Regions from separate parts of the Homo sapiens genome. Here region 2 is linked to region 1. A link is a contact called in ENCODE Hi-C or POLR2A ChIA-PET data. All regions are on one chromosome and are shown on one strand. The core of a region is the stretch at or near the end of the contact, and the rest is flanking DNA. Distances in the headings are between cores, read along the strand shown.

Region 1 (5,796 bases), core at 361-2,860:
GCATTTTTCTGTGTCGGGCCTTTGAAAAATGTAGTGTAAACACAGTGTTTGTATCTACTCTTATTTAAAATCCTTTGACTTTTTTTATTCTCTAATTCCCTTGCATTGGGTTTCACATGACAAAAACCCAACTGAAACTTTCTCAAGCCGAAAGGGGCTCTATTGAGGCTCGTGTAACTAGGGTGTTCTCCCTTCAGGCATGACTCGATCTGGGGCCTTTAGTGACGCCATCAGAACTCTTGAGTGTGTTTGTCTCCCCACCCCTTGGCTCTGCTTTTCTCTGTGTGATGGCTTGGTTCTACAGGCAGTTTCTCTCATACTACTGGGAAAATTGCTTCCAACAACTCCAGGCTTACCCAATCCCTACAACTAGAAATCCCAGAGTGAAATAGACATCTCCTCTCTCCCAGTGTCCATAGAGCATGCCATAGGGAAGGCCAGTGTTCCAGATGATGGAGACTGCCGGTTGGTCAGACTGGACCACAGAGATCCCCTCTGTGAAGGTCATGGAAGAAGGTCATGGGGGAACTTAGTTTTTCCAGGACCACACGCAGCGTGAGAAGCATAGTGCCCAAAAAGAAAAAAGAGCATGCTGTTACCTGACGAAGGGGAAAGAATACCAATCAGGTGAAATCAGTGGACATCCATGACACTATGAAACACCGCTCTCCCTCCTTCTGCTGACCCAGAGCTCCACCTTCTTCATGCCATTTAGAAACTATGCTCTCATACTCCAACATCTCTGCATGAATCTACCCAGAGCTCTCAACAGATTATATTTCTGCTTTGTCACTCCCCTCTCACAGCCTCTTTCTGATTTAGGCTTACATGTCAATCATTTACATTTTAATGTGATTTTTTTCACTAATGCACTGTGTCTCCCAATGATATTTGAACTTGAAGCTTTAGTGAGCAATTAAAGCATTTATCCCTAGCTTAAATTAATTTTAGCATAGGCAAACAGGGAGGCTGCAGCTTCCCTGCAACACGTGAAAGTCCAGCAGATGGGCAGTTTTCCATATGCAAGCTGTTGTCACACAGAGTTCACTGACCACACACCGGTTCATCGAGGCAGAAGAACAGAATCTGCCTGCAGCCTGTACACAGAGAATTCCTTCCATAAACAGTCATAGTTTCTTTTAGGCCTGGGACACATGGACAGTCGCTTCTTCTTAAGGAGATTTACTAGGGGCTCAAAATGATCTTCCCTTCTCTGGTTACCCAAACCGAATAGTTGACCCAACCATATTTCATCTGATATCACCATATCTGAATAGCCCTCTTATTCTTGCACAATTCTATTTTTCTTTATACTTCCTCAGTCTCAGCAAAAATACATTATAACCCCTCTCTCTTAGTCATTTTTGACCACTTACTGCCTTTTCTTTTATCTGCTACATAACTCTTTTGAATGAGAGCTGTCTACAGCAATAAAGGAAGGAAGAATTATATTGGCTGGATGATGGAGTGGCATCCCAGATGCTACAAACAGTGGGAATAAATGGAAGGTGACATTTCGTCCCAGCGCTAGGTGGAGGAGGCTATTATTAAATCAACTAACAGCTCACGCGTAGAGCAGCAGCCATGAGATCTCCACTGCTGGGCCAGCCTTTGGTTTTTAAATAGATTCTGCCCACAGGTGGCCCAGTGTTTTCTCTAAATTGTTTCTTGTCAACAAATGAGCTTACCCCTATCCCCTGGGGACGGCCACAAAGCATTGCAAGGTCTACCACTACCCTGCAAGCAAAAGAAAGTCGTGGCATTTCTAGAGGAGAAAAGTGCCTTATGTATTCCTACATTTCTTCCACATTCTTCTGGTTGAGTTGGCATTGATCCATGTAACAAACTTCTTCCCTGAGGAAAAGACTTTGCCAATATAAGAATGCTAAATAATACACACATCACCAGAGTTTATTTTCTTCATTCTGTTGGTGACATTGGTCCCTATGGACCAGTAATCAATAGGAGCTTGCTATTTCTGTGCTGTAAAATACTTTGCCCTAAAATGTTGCTTTCCCTTCCTGTGTTCCTTAGGGCAATGTTTCTTTGTCAACCAAGTACCGTTATAGCTGGGGTCTCAAGGATAGCTGGGGCTGTCTTACCAGTAAAATTCAGGCGTGTCCAGGTACCTCTGGAACACTGTGGACCAATAAAAGGAGCCCATTGGGATGTTCATTTGCATGAGTGTCCAAGAAATTTATGGGAGAAAACTCCTAAAAGAAGAAAGGATTCCTGTGTGTGCACAAATGTGAGTGAAGGGGTGATTTTGGTATGATGAGGAGTGCAGGGCTCACACTGCCTGTGGATCCCCCTTCTTGCTGCCCCCACCCTTAGCTTTCCCCTGTACCTTCTTCCCGCAGTTCTCTACCTAGAGTGGGGGAGAGAGGTTGAGATACAAAAACAAAGAAGAGGTGTTTCACTAACACCTCTGTGAGGCTGTAAAAGCAGAAAGATGCCATCCCCTATGGCCCATGTTACAGAGCACAACACAAATAGAAAATAGTATTTTATCCCCATTTTATAGGGGGCAACCTGTCAGCTCAACATTGCCATCCAGAGCAGCAGAGCACCAAAGCCACCCAGCACAACCCAGTGCTATCTGAGTGGGGAAGGTGGGAGATCACAGGAGGCATGTACAAAGCTGTGGAGACAGGTTATGCTCAGGCTTCACCAAGGCTGCCATCTCCCTGCATTCTTTGGGAATAACTTGGTTGAGGGGCAAGGGTAGCAGGAAAGATGTGTAGCTAGAGTTGCTGAAATTGTGCCTAGATGCTGAGTAATAAAAAATCACTTTATTACTACTTCTGTGACCTGTTTCCCCCAGGTTTGATGTGTGGAGATCAAATTCACAGTTATGATAAAAATTCATTTATTCAATTGTCGGTGGGGTTTTTTTTTTCCAAAATATAATTTTGACTCTAAGTCACTCCATTTTCTAGTTTTTAAATGAGCTGACATTTGGAATTAGTCTGATTTTTTACTGGTCCCATAATATATACCGTTTTAAAGAGGCTCATAAAAGCATGGAAACTCAAGGAAGGCCCAGAGATTATAATATTGATTTCGAATTACAAATACACTTTCAATGGGACAAAGAGCAGGCCAAATCCTTCACCAAGCTTCTACTGGGTGTCCCTATTTTAAGACTGCAATTTGGATGACTGCAATTATTTGCATTTTTATTACTAATTGCTCCTGCCATTGGTGCAGCCAGCCACTTTTGGGTGCAATTACCCCCTCATGGGAGCAATTACATATAAAAACAATTCTGCACGTGCAGCTCATTGTGACAAAACAAAAGGAGGCTGAGGAGAACAATTAGGCTCATCAAGTCCTATCTCCAACTTCATCGTGTGCCAGCTATAAGGTAGAACAGCAGGGACAGGAAAGTAGCACCTACCCTGGGATTTGCAGGCTGGAGCAGTCCTTCCACTGTCTATGAACATTTTTTTTTTTGAGACAGAGTTTTGTTCTTGTTGCCCAGGCTAGAGTGCAATGGCATGATCTCAGCTCACTGCAACCTCCGCCTCCTGGGTTCAAGCGATTCTCCTGCCTCAGCCTCCCGAGTAGCTGGGATTACAGGCACCTGCCACCACGCCGGGCTAATTTTTGTATTTTTAGTAGAGACGGGGTTTCACCACATTGGCCAAGCAGGTCTCAAACTCCTGACGTCAGTTGATCTGCCCTCCTCCGCCTCCCAAAGTGCTGGGATTACAGGCGTGAGCCACTGCGCCCAGCCCTACGAACATATTTTTAGAGGATTAGATTGTGGATTTATTTAATTAGAAAAAAGCAACTCATCTTGCTAAAGTGGATTCCAAACACCAAATCAAGCCATATAGCCCTCTAATTAAGTACCCAGACTTCCAGAAAACGCCAGATTTTTATGAAATTCTGTTTTTTCACAAAGAGCACTGACACATCCATCCCACTGAATTACAGCGTATACACCAGTCTCCCTCCCCTTGTCTCTGCTAGACACACTAACTTAACTGCTCCAGCCCTAAGATTGGGAATGATGGTGTAATGAGCTGACACATGAGGTCTGAGCACCAGGAGGAGCAGCCCCAATTGCAAAATGCAGCAGGCATTCTACACAAACCATCTTAGGGTTTCCAGGCAGCCCACAGACCAAATTGTCATATTACATCTCATCACCCGATTCAAATTTTAATTAGAAATGGGAAATGGGAGTGCATCCAAGGCCACCATCAGCCTGTAAACGATTACCTCATTGTGCCTCAATTTCCTCCTCTGTAAAATGGGGATAAGAATAGCCCTTGCCTCATAGGGTTTTGACAGTGATTAAAAGAGCCAATTCATGGAAACACTTAGAACAGTGCCTAGCACTCCAAAAATGTTAACTATTTTTATCATTACCTGTGCAATTTTGTTGCAATTATTTATTTCTAGATCTGTCTCCTCTTTGAGTTGTTAGGAAAAATTACACAAAACTGGAGATAATCATAGTTTTTCTCATCATGTTCAAGCATCATTTAACACAGACCTAAAGGGAAAGTAACTTTGACTTACTATTTTTTGTTAACTAGAGGCTAGATTCTGGAAAGTTAGATATTTGTAGAAGATTGATAAATTACAAATGATTTTTATCCAGGAAAGAGGCAAACCATTTTCTTCCAATCAAAAAGAATAAACCCAAAGGTTTAGGGTCCTAAAGAAAGGACATTAACCTGTTTTGTACCTAACTTTGACACTGTATTCCAGCATTTTCTTTTTTCCTATTGACTACATTTATCAGTTTCCTCCTATTCTCCTTTGCTCCAGCTTTGCCATTTTGCTGGTCCCCTCATTAGTGAATTAAATAAATCTTTGACACACACTCACTATACATTTTTCTGAGATCCATGTTTTTACTTTTTGTAAAAAAAAGTATTTGCCAGAAGCCATGCACTCCGTGCAGGTGGAACTCTCTCACAGTCATCTTTGTGTGCTGGTTCAGTGTTTCTCACATTTTAATGTGCATCCAAATCAACTGAGTGTTACCACCAGCGAATCCATATGGGTCTGCAGCAACCTCAATTCTTCCCTCCTAAGAAGAAAGAATTTGAGGAGGCGTAAGGCAAAAGGAGAGACTGAGGCAAGTTTTAGAGCAGGAATCAAAGTTATTAATAATTTAAAAAGCTTTAGGGCAGGAATGAAAGGAAGAGGGCCAAACAGGCGACTTGAGAGATCAAATGCATGCTTTGACCTCTGACTTCCAGGGTCTTGCATTACTTCCCTGATTCTTCCCGTGGGGTGGGCTGTCCACATAGGCAGTGGCCTGCTAGCGTTTGGGAGGGGAACATGAGTGGTGTGTTTAGTGGAGTTGTACGCATGCTCTCTTGAGGCGTTCTCCCCTTACCAGTCGAATGTCCCTAGAAGGTCATATACCATTTAAACTCTACCATTTTGCTTCTTAATGCTCATGCTTGAGCTCACTTGCCCAACTCCTGAGGTCTTATTGGGAAGCTGCTGATTACCAGTTTCAGGCATTTTCTATCTTATCGGGAGACTGCCTTTCCCTGGCACTAGCTGCACCTGACCAATTATTATTTTGGAAAGACAGTTAACAACCGCCTGACCATCACCTGATGGTTGCCTGACATTCCTGGTTGGGGGTTGGGGAGTCCTCTCCTGCCCTGAGCATGCCTGACTAGCCACCTACTGTAACATGACGATTCACTCATTCTGGGGAGAGGCCTAAAATACGAAATTTCTGCAGATGCTGCTGGCTTTAGTCCTGAGCCCAAAGCCTGGACTTGGAAAATGCAGGTGCTTAGAAATGTATGTAAACAT
Region 2 (6,480 bases), core at 1,502-4,001, 150 kb before region 1:
CTTTAAACTTTTTGTGGTGAGAACTTTTGAAATTTACTTTTAGCAATTTAAAAATGTACTATTTTTATACTATTATAAATAGTATTAATAATAGTATTAATTATGTATACTATTATTAATTCTATTCACCATGCTGTGCAATTGATATTTTAAAAACCTTACTCCTCTCATCTAACTGAGGTTTTGTTTCCTTTGACCATCATCTCCCCATTTGCCCCACCCCCCCATCCACCATTCTACTCTCTGCTTCTATGAATTTGATTGTTTAGATTCCACAATTTTCTTCTTCTTAAAGGCTGAGTAGTAGTCTATTATTTATATATACCGCATTTTCTATATTCATTCACCTGTTGATGGACACTTAGGTTGCCTCCATAACTTGTGCTACATAATAGTGCTACAATAAATGGGAGTCTAGACATCTCTTTGACAAATCTTTTGGGTAAATACCTATAGGTGACATTGCTGGGTCATACAGTAATTCCATTTTTAGTTTTTTGAGAAACCTCCATACAGTTATCAATAATGGCTGTACTAATTTACATTCCCACTAATAGTGTACAAATGTTCCCTTTTCTCCACATCCTTGCCAACTTACCCTTTGTCTTTTTTATAATAGCCATGCTGACGGGTGTGAGATCTGAGGTTTTAATTTGTATTTCTCTAATGATTTAGTAATGTTGAACATTTTTTCATGTATCTGTTAGCTATTTGTATGTTTTCTTTTGAGAGTTATGTATATAAGTTGTTTCCCAATTTTTTAACTGTTTTTTTCTTGCTGTGGAGTTGTCCAAGTTTCTTAAATATTTTGGATATTAACCTTTTATCAGATGTATGGCTTGCAAATATTTTCTCTCAATCTGTAGGTTATTTCCTTTGCTGTGCAGAGCTTTTTAGTTTGATGCAATCCCATTTGTCTATTTTTGCTATTGCTGCCTATGCTTTTGGGGTTAAATGAAAAACTCATTGACCAGATTAATGTCATGTAGGTTTTCCCCTATGTTTTCTTCTAGGAGTTTTACAGTTTCTGGTCTTACTTTTAAGTCTTTAATCCATTTGAGGTGACTTTTTGTATATGGTGTGAGATAAGGGTCCGATTTCATTCTTCTGCATGTGGATATTCAGTTTTCTAAACACCATTTATTGAAGAGACTAGGCTTTCTCCATTGTGAATTCTTGGCACCTTTGCCAAAAATCAATTGACCGTAGATGTGAGAGATAATTTCTGGGCTCTCTATTCTGCTCCATTAGTCTATGTGTCTAGTTTTTTGCCAGTACCATGCTGTTTTAGTTATTGTAGCTTTTTAGTATGGTTTGAAATCAGATAGTGTAGTGCCTCCAGCTTTGTTCTTTTTGCTCATAATTGCCTCTGCTATTCAGGTTTTTGTGGTTCCATATGAAGTTTAGTATTTTTTTCTATTTCTATGAAAAATGACACTGGAATCTTGATAGGGATTGCATTGAATCTGTAGGTTACTTGGACAGTTTTATATTCAGGCAAGGTAGAACAATGGAACAGAGTAGATCATTCTCAAACTCACACACAAATGAACACGATTGATGACAAGGGTGGTACTGTAGAACAGTGGGAAGAGGAGTGTCTTTCCAACAAATAAACCTGGGACAATTGGAAACCCAAATAGGAAAAATAAAACTTGACCACTACCTTCTGTCTAATAAAATGTCAATTCCAGGAGACTAGGCCTAAATGCAAAATGCAAAACAATAAAGATTTGAGAGGTAATATAGGACAATGTCTTCCCTCAGGGTAGGGAAATATTTTTTAAATAAGATACAAAACAAAAATCATAAGAGTTATAAATTGAGTTTCATAAAAATTAAGAACCTCTGTTCCTAAAGAGACACCAATTAAACAAATGAAAAACAAGCCTTGACTGAAGGACTATATCTCAACATATGTAACTAATAAAGGCCTCTTAACCAGAATATATAAAGAATAAGTACAAATAACTAAGAAAAAGGCAGACCTTGGGAAATTGGCCAACAGACTTGAATAAATAATTCTCAAAAGAGGATATCTACATAGACAAGAAACATATGGGAAGTGCTTGACTTCACTAGTAACTAAGAAAATGCCAACTAAAACACCATGAAGTATCCTGACCCCACCCATCAGAATGACAAAAATGAAACTGGCTGACAATACTAACTTTTGCAGATGATAAGGAGCAAAGGGAACCCTCATAGTCTTGATGAGAGTGTAAACTGTTATATTTCCCTTGGAAAGCAGTTAGTCATTGTTTACTGAAGTTGAAGGTATGTGAACCCTATGACCCATCAATTACAAATACTTGCACAAATGTCCCCAAAGTCATAATATACAGGATCCCATTTATGGGCCTCCCCAGATTGCTCTGGACGTTGTCAAGTCCCCAGATCATGATTTTATAACAACAAAGAAGCCTGCGCTCCTGTCCTAGGAGGAAACATTTCATGTGTAGTTACTGATAAGCAAGACCTTAAGATAATTTAGTCTTCTTTCCGTTCCTGGGTTCATTCCCAGACAAAGGTGATGTCAGGCTTGTACTGTGCGCTAAATTCCCACAGCCCAGCGGCTCTGGCTTTTTCGGTAAAATTTTTAGGCGGAAGATAAGGTGCGTTTTTCATTTGGTACTCGCCCTTCAGAAAGGAGCTAACTGTTCAGGATGCCGCTGGTCTTGTTTCGTAACAACGCTAGATGGAGCTCCTTCTTTTCGTTCCTTCTTGACTCTCGCCAGCAGCGTGGGCCCCGCAGTTTCTCACAACCCTGAGCGGGTGCCCTTGCACTTCCCGCAGGACAAGGACGTCGCCGTCCACCACCCAGGAATTAATTCGCGATGTCTTTACTCTGGGGGAGGGTGCAGTGCTCCTTTCCCTCAGGACAGCTAAGAGGCTTAAGGGGTGTTCTAGTCAGCTTCATTCTTCTGCTTCTAGGCAAGCGTGAGATCAAATGATTTCGAACCTACAGTTCACTGCCTTTTCCTTAGAGACGGGAGGGAAGCGGAATCCATGAACTCCCACTTCAGCGACAACCTTGATTATAACCTTCTGAGTAGCAACTATCTCCCCCTAGCATACAAAGAAGGACTCAATACATTTTTTATTGTTTACTGAAAAAATAACATTACATCATCGTAGGGAAAAGGAAGAGAATTAGCAGGAGAAATGAGTAAATGATTGGTCTGTAATCCACATGTACTGGGGTCACTCTGCTCCTGACCAACCTACACCTCCACCCCCACAAAGCTGATAGTAAATTCCTAATGAGAATAGTCTCGGCTTCAGTGTTGCCTCTGCAAGGCAACCATTCATTCTCAAGCAGAGCCTCCATTCATCACCATATCCTCTGCTTTATTTTTCTCATGTATTTATCTGTTCAGTTATTTATTGTCTGTCACTCCATTAGATTGTGAGTTCCCATGGACTTTGTCTATCTAGTTCCAGGCATGGTCCTCATGCTCTGGAATAGTCCTAGGCACATATTGGGTGCTCAATGTTTGTGGAGTGAATGGTCCTGTGATTCCAAGCTCCATCTGGATCCATTTTGTTTATGGGTCTTCTCCTGCCTGTATATGCTGTCTGCATTCCACAGTTTGTCAACTTGTCTGTGGAACTGTAGCCCTTCCTTAGGTGCCCCTGAAAAACCTCCCATAGAAGGTGTCTTTGATGTGAAAACCTCCACTGAAAATTTGGGTAGACAGCGGGAGCTACATAGAGGTGACCAGACAGTCTAACGCTCAACATTCATGTTTCCTGGATTTAACAGTCTCGTCTCCATCCCCATCACTGAGACCATCCATAATGCCCCATCCCGTGGACCCCTCTGGCATCTCAGAGTCTTGCTGTCACCTCTCTCTTTTCATCTCTTTTCCTTTTTTCAACTCTTTTCATACTTTTATGCTGAATAACTCAATTCAACTCTTCCTAGATCCTTCTCTGAGCCCAGGTTTGCCCATCTAAAACCCATCAATGTACTAGCCAAACTACAGAGCAGTCTCCCTTAGAAAACCTAAAGTTCAGAGATAGAACAGTGTTTTCTTATAATAGCGCCCCCTTTTCTTTACAACTAAGATGTTCACCAGTTTATCTGATTCTGTTACTTTACCTTTCTGTCCCCCAAAATAGTTAGAATAAATACCCAGTGTCCTTCCTATCCTCCAACATTTTTAGCTAGAATAAAAGTGATTTAAAAGATGACAGATGGAGACCTTGAGGTAGATAAATAAACCACTAAAAGTATGGAGCCTAAGGCTAAGTGTAGAAGTGGCGAGAGACAGGGAAACTTTCTTTAACCTTGCCTTGATGATTGCCTAAGACGTAGGTGGGGTGTCTGTATTTATTAGCCTAAGATCTGTATTCATAGGTGGGAGGAGTTGAAAAGAGTCATCATTTAGATTCTTGAATTTCCTTTGCTCCCCATAAGCCTCCTCTGGCCTTTCACATGTGTTAAGTAAAACTAGCTGCTGAAACAGATACACCTATAATCTCAGAGATTTAATAAGGTTTATTTTCTATTCACATCAGAGTCCAAGACACATTGTATGGCCTTCCATGTGAACGTTCAGAGGCCCAGGCCCCTTCCACCTTGTGGTTCCTCTTCCTCTTCGTCCTCTCAGTAGCGGGCAGTTAGGGAAAGAGACTGGGAAATACATCTGCTTCTTACCCACTTGGCCATTTACAAAGCTCTTCTGCTCACATTTTATTGGGCGAACCAATTAATTGGCCCATATATGCGTAAAGGTTGATGAGGTTGGGAAATGTAGCCGCTGACTGGCTAGGAAGAACATGGGTTTTTGCAGTCAAATAGCTATGTTTGTCACACCCCTGAAAGCAAATTTTCATCTGGAGATTAGTCTCACGTCGTCGGACTTCTTACCTTTTTCTAGCATCATTTTTTATTGTTTTAAGCATGAGGCCTCTCTCCATCCCGTATAAGCCGCCCAAATGTTTCCCTTTCTCTCAGACTTGCACCCCACTTAACACCTTTCCTATCCCTGAAAAAGTTCATTTATTTGTAGGGGGGCGCATCTATACATTGACCTGTTTCTTGACTCTAGTCTTTCTGTCCTTGGCCAAGACTCTGTCTCTCTGTTTCTGACGCCTCTTCATGAATGCACTGTCGCAGTCTCAGGAGTCCTCAGGGCTCAAAAGAATCCTGATTCCCCCTGCTCAGCCAGGGGCTACATTTCCCAGCCTACCCTATCCATATACCCACTTATGGCTAGTTGGGCGATGTGACTGATTCTTACCAACGGAATGTGAGCAGAAGAGTTCTGTAAAAACCCACAGGGTTATGAAGCAGATGTGGATGGACACGGTGGCTCGCGCCTGTAATCCCAGCACTTTGGAAGGCCGAGGCGGGCGGATCATCTGAGGCCAGGAGTTTGAGACCAGCCTGGCCAACATGGCGAAACCCCGTCTCTACAAAAAATACAAAAAGTAGCCGGGCATGGTGGCGCATGCCTGTAGTCCCAGCTACTCGGGAGGCTGAGGCGGAAGAATCGCTTGAACCCAGGAGGCGGAAGAATCGCTTGAACCCAGGAGGCGGAAGAATCGCTTGAACCCAGGAGGCGGAAGAATCGCTTGAACCCAGGAGGCGGAAGAATCGCTTGAACCCAGGAGGCGGAAGAATCGCTTGAACCCAGGAGGCGGAAGAATCGCTTGAACCCAGGAGGCGGAAGAATCGCTTGAACCCAGGAGGCGGAAGAATCGCTTGAACCCAGGAGGCGGAAGAATCGCTTGAACCCAGGAGGCGGAAGAATCGCTTGAACCCGGGAGGCGGAAGAATCGCTTGAACCCGGGAGGCGGAAGAATCACTTAAACCCAGGGGGCGGAGGTTGTAGTGAGCTGAGATCGCGCCACTGCCGTCCAGCCTGGGCGACAGAGGGAGACTCGGTCTCAAAAAAAAAAAAAAAAAAAAAAAAGAAGCGGATGTACCGTCTCCTTAGTCACTTTCCCCATCTTCCAGCCACTGTGAGGAAGAAACCGCTAGGTGGAAGGGACAGGGGTCTGAATGGTCACATGGGCCATACAACCAGCCGTGGCCTGCTGCCCCACTTTTACGAGGGCGGCTTCACAGAATGGTATCGGATATAAGAAAGTTAGCCTCTGACACCATCTTATCTCCTTTCTGACTTCTGCTCTCTCATCTGGCCACTGTCCCCTGTTTTTCTAGATTAACCACTAAAAGCTTAAGGTATGAGCCTTTCAAAATTGTTTCTTTAATAAAATACTTGAAATTGGAAAAGACTTCAAAAATCATTCATGATATGGAATTATAGGCACCGTGATAGGGAGGGAGATAAAAATATTTTTGAAAAAGGTACTAGCCACAGCCTCTTAAATCTCCTACAGTGATCAATGTCTACCATTTATTGACATTACCACACACTATGGTAAGTACTACTACATGCTTTAATTGAATTTTTTCTACAAACTTAGAAGGTTGATTTAATGTTTGTCTTCTCTAACCTTTGGACA

Evidence for each region. A loop is a pair of places that touch in the nucleus more often than their neighbours do. ChIA-PET counts read pairs that join two places held with the same protein, here RNA polymerase II (POLR2A). Pooled maps may share reads with other maps.
Region 2: a map of gastrocnemius medialis shows a loop between it and region 1 (2.6-fold over the local background). The contact joins two enhancer-like sites. A Hi-C loop is called at or near these places in 4 of 168 maps with a recorded cell type or tissue (Caco-2, PC-3, gastrocnemius medialis and 1 more), 1 of 37 single-sample maps with no recorded cell type and 6 of 50 pooled maps. POLR2A ChIA-PET finds 5 or more read pairs at or near these places in 2 of 52 experiments (H1 and T-cell).

What each region holds. Positions count from the first base shown.
Region 1 is chr3:150,031,390-150,037,185 of GRCh38, reverse strand. All of the region lies in intron 1 of LOC124909445 (a long non-coding RNA gene), which reads left to right. Among named protein-coding and RNA genes, the nearest start is that of LINC01998, 48 kb to the left of the region's middle. Within about 2 kb of position 1,610, at least 2 of the 41 ENCODE cell types and tissues checked have a DNase peak (open chromatin) inside an H3K27ac peak, as active enhancers do; they include gastrocnemius medialis and psoas muscle, where a contact is called at or near this core.
Region 2 is chr3:150,180,567-150,187,046 of GRCh38, reverse strand. No RefSeq gene overlaps it. Among named protein-coding and RNA genes, the nearest start is that of LINC01213, 55 kb to the left of the region's middle. RefSeq lists a silencer at 6,391-6,480. Within about 2 kb of position 2,751, at least 12 of the 41 ENCODE cell types and tissues checked have a DNase peak (open chromatin) inside an H3K27ac peak, as active enhancers do; they include gastrocnemius medialis and psoas muscle, where a contact is called at or near this core.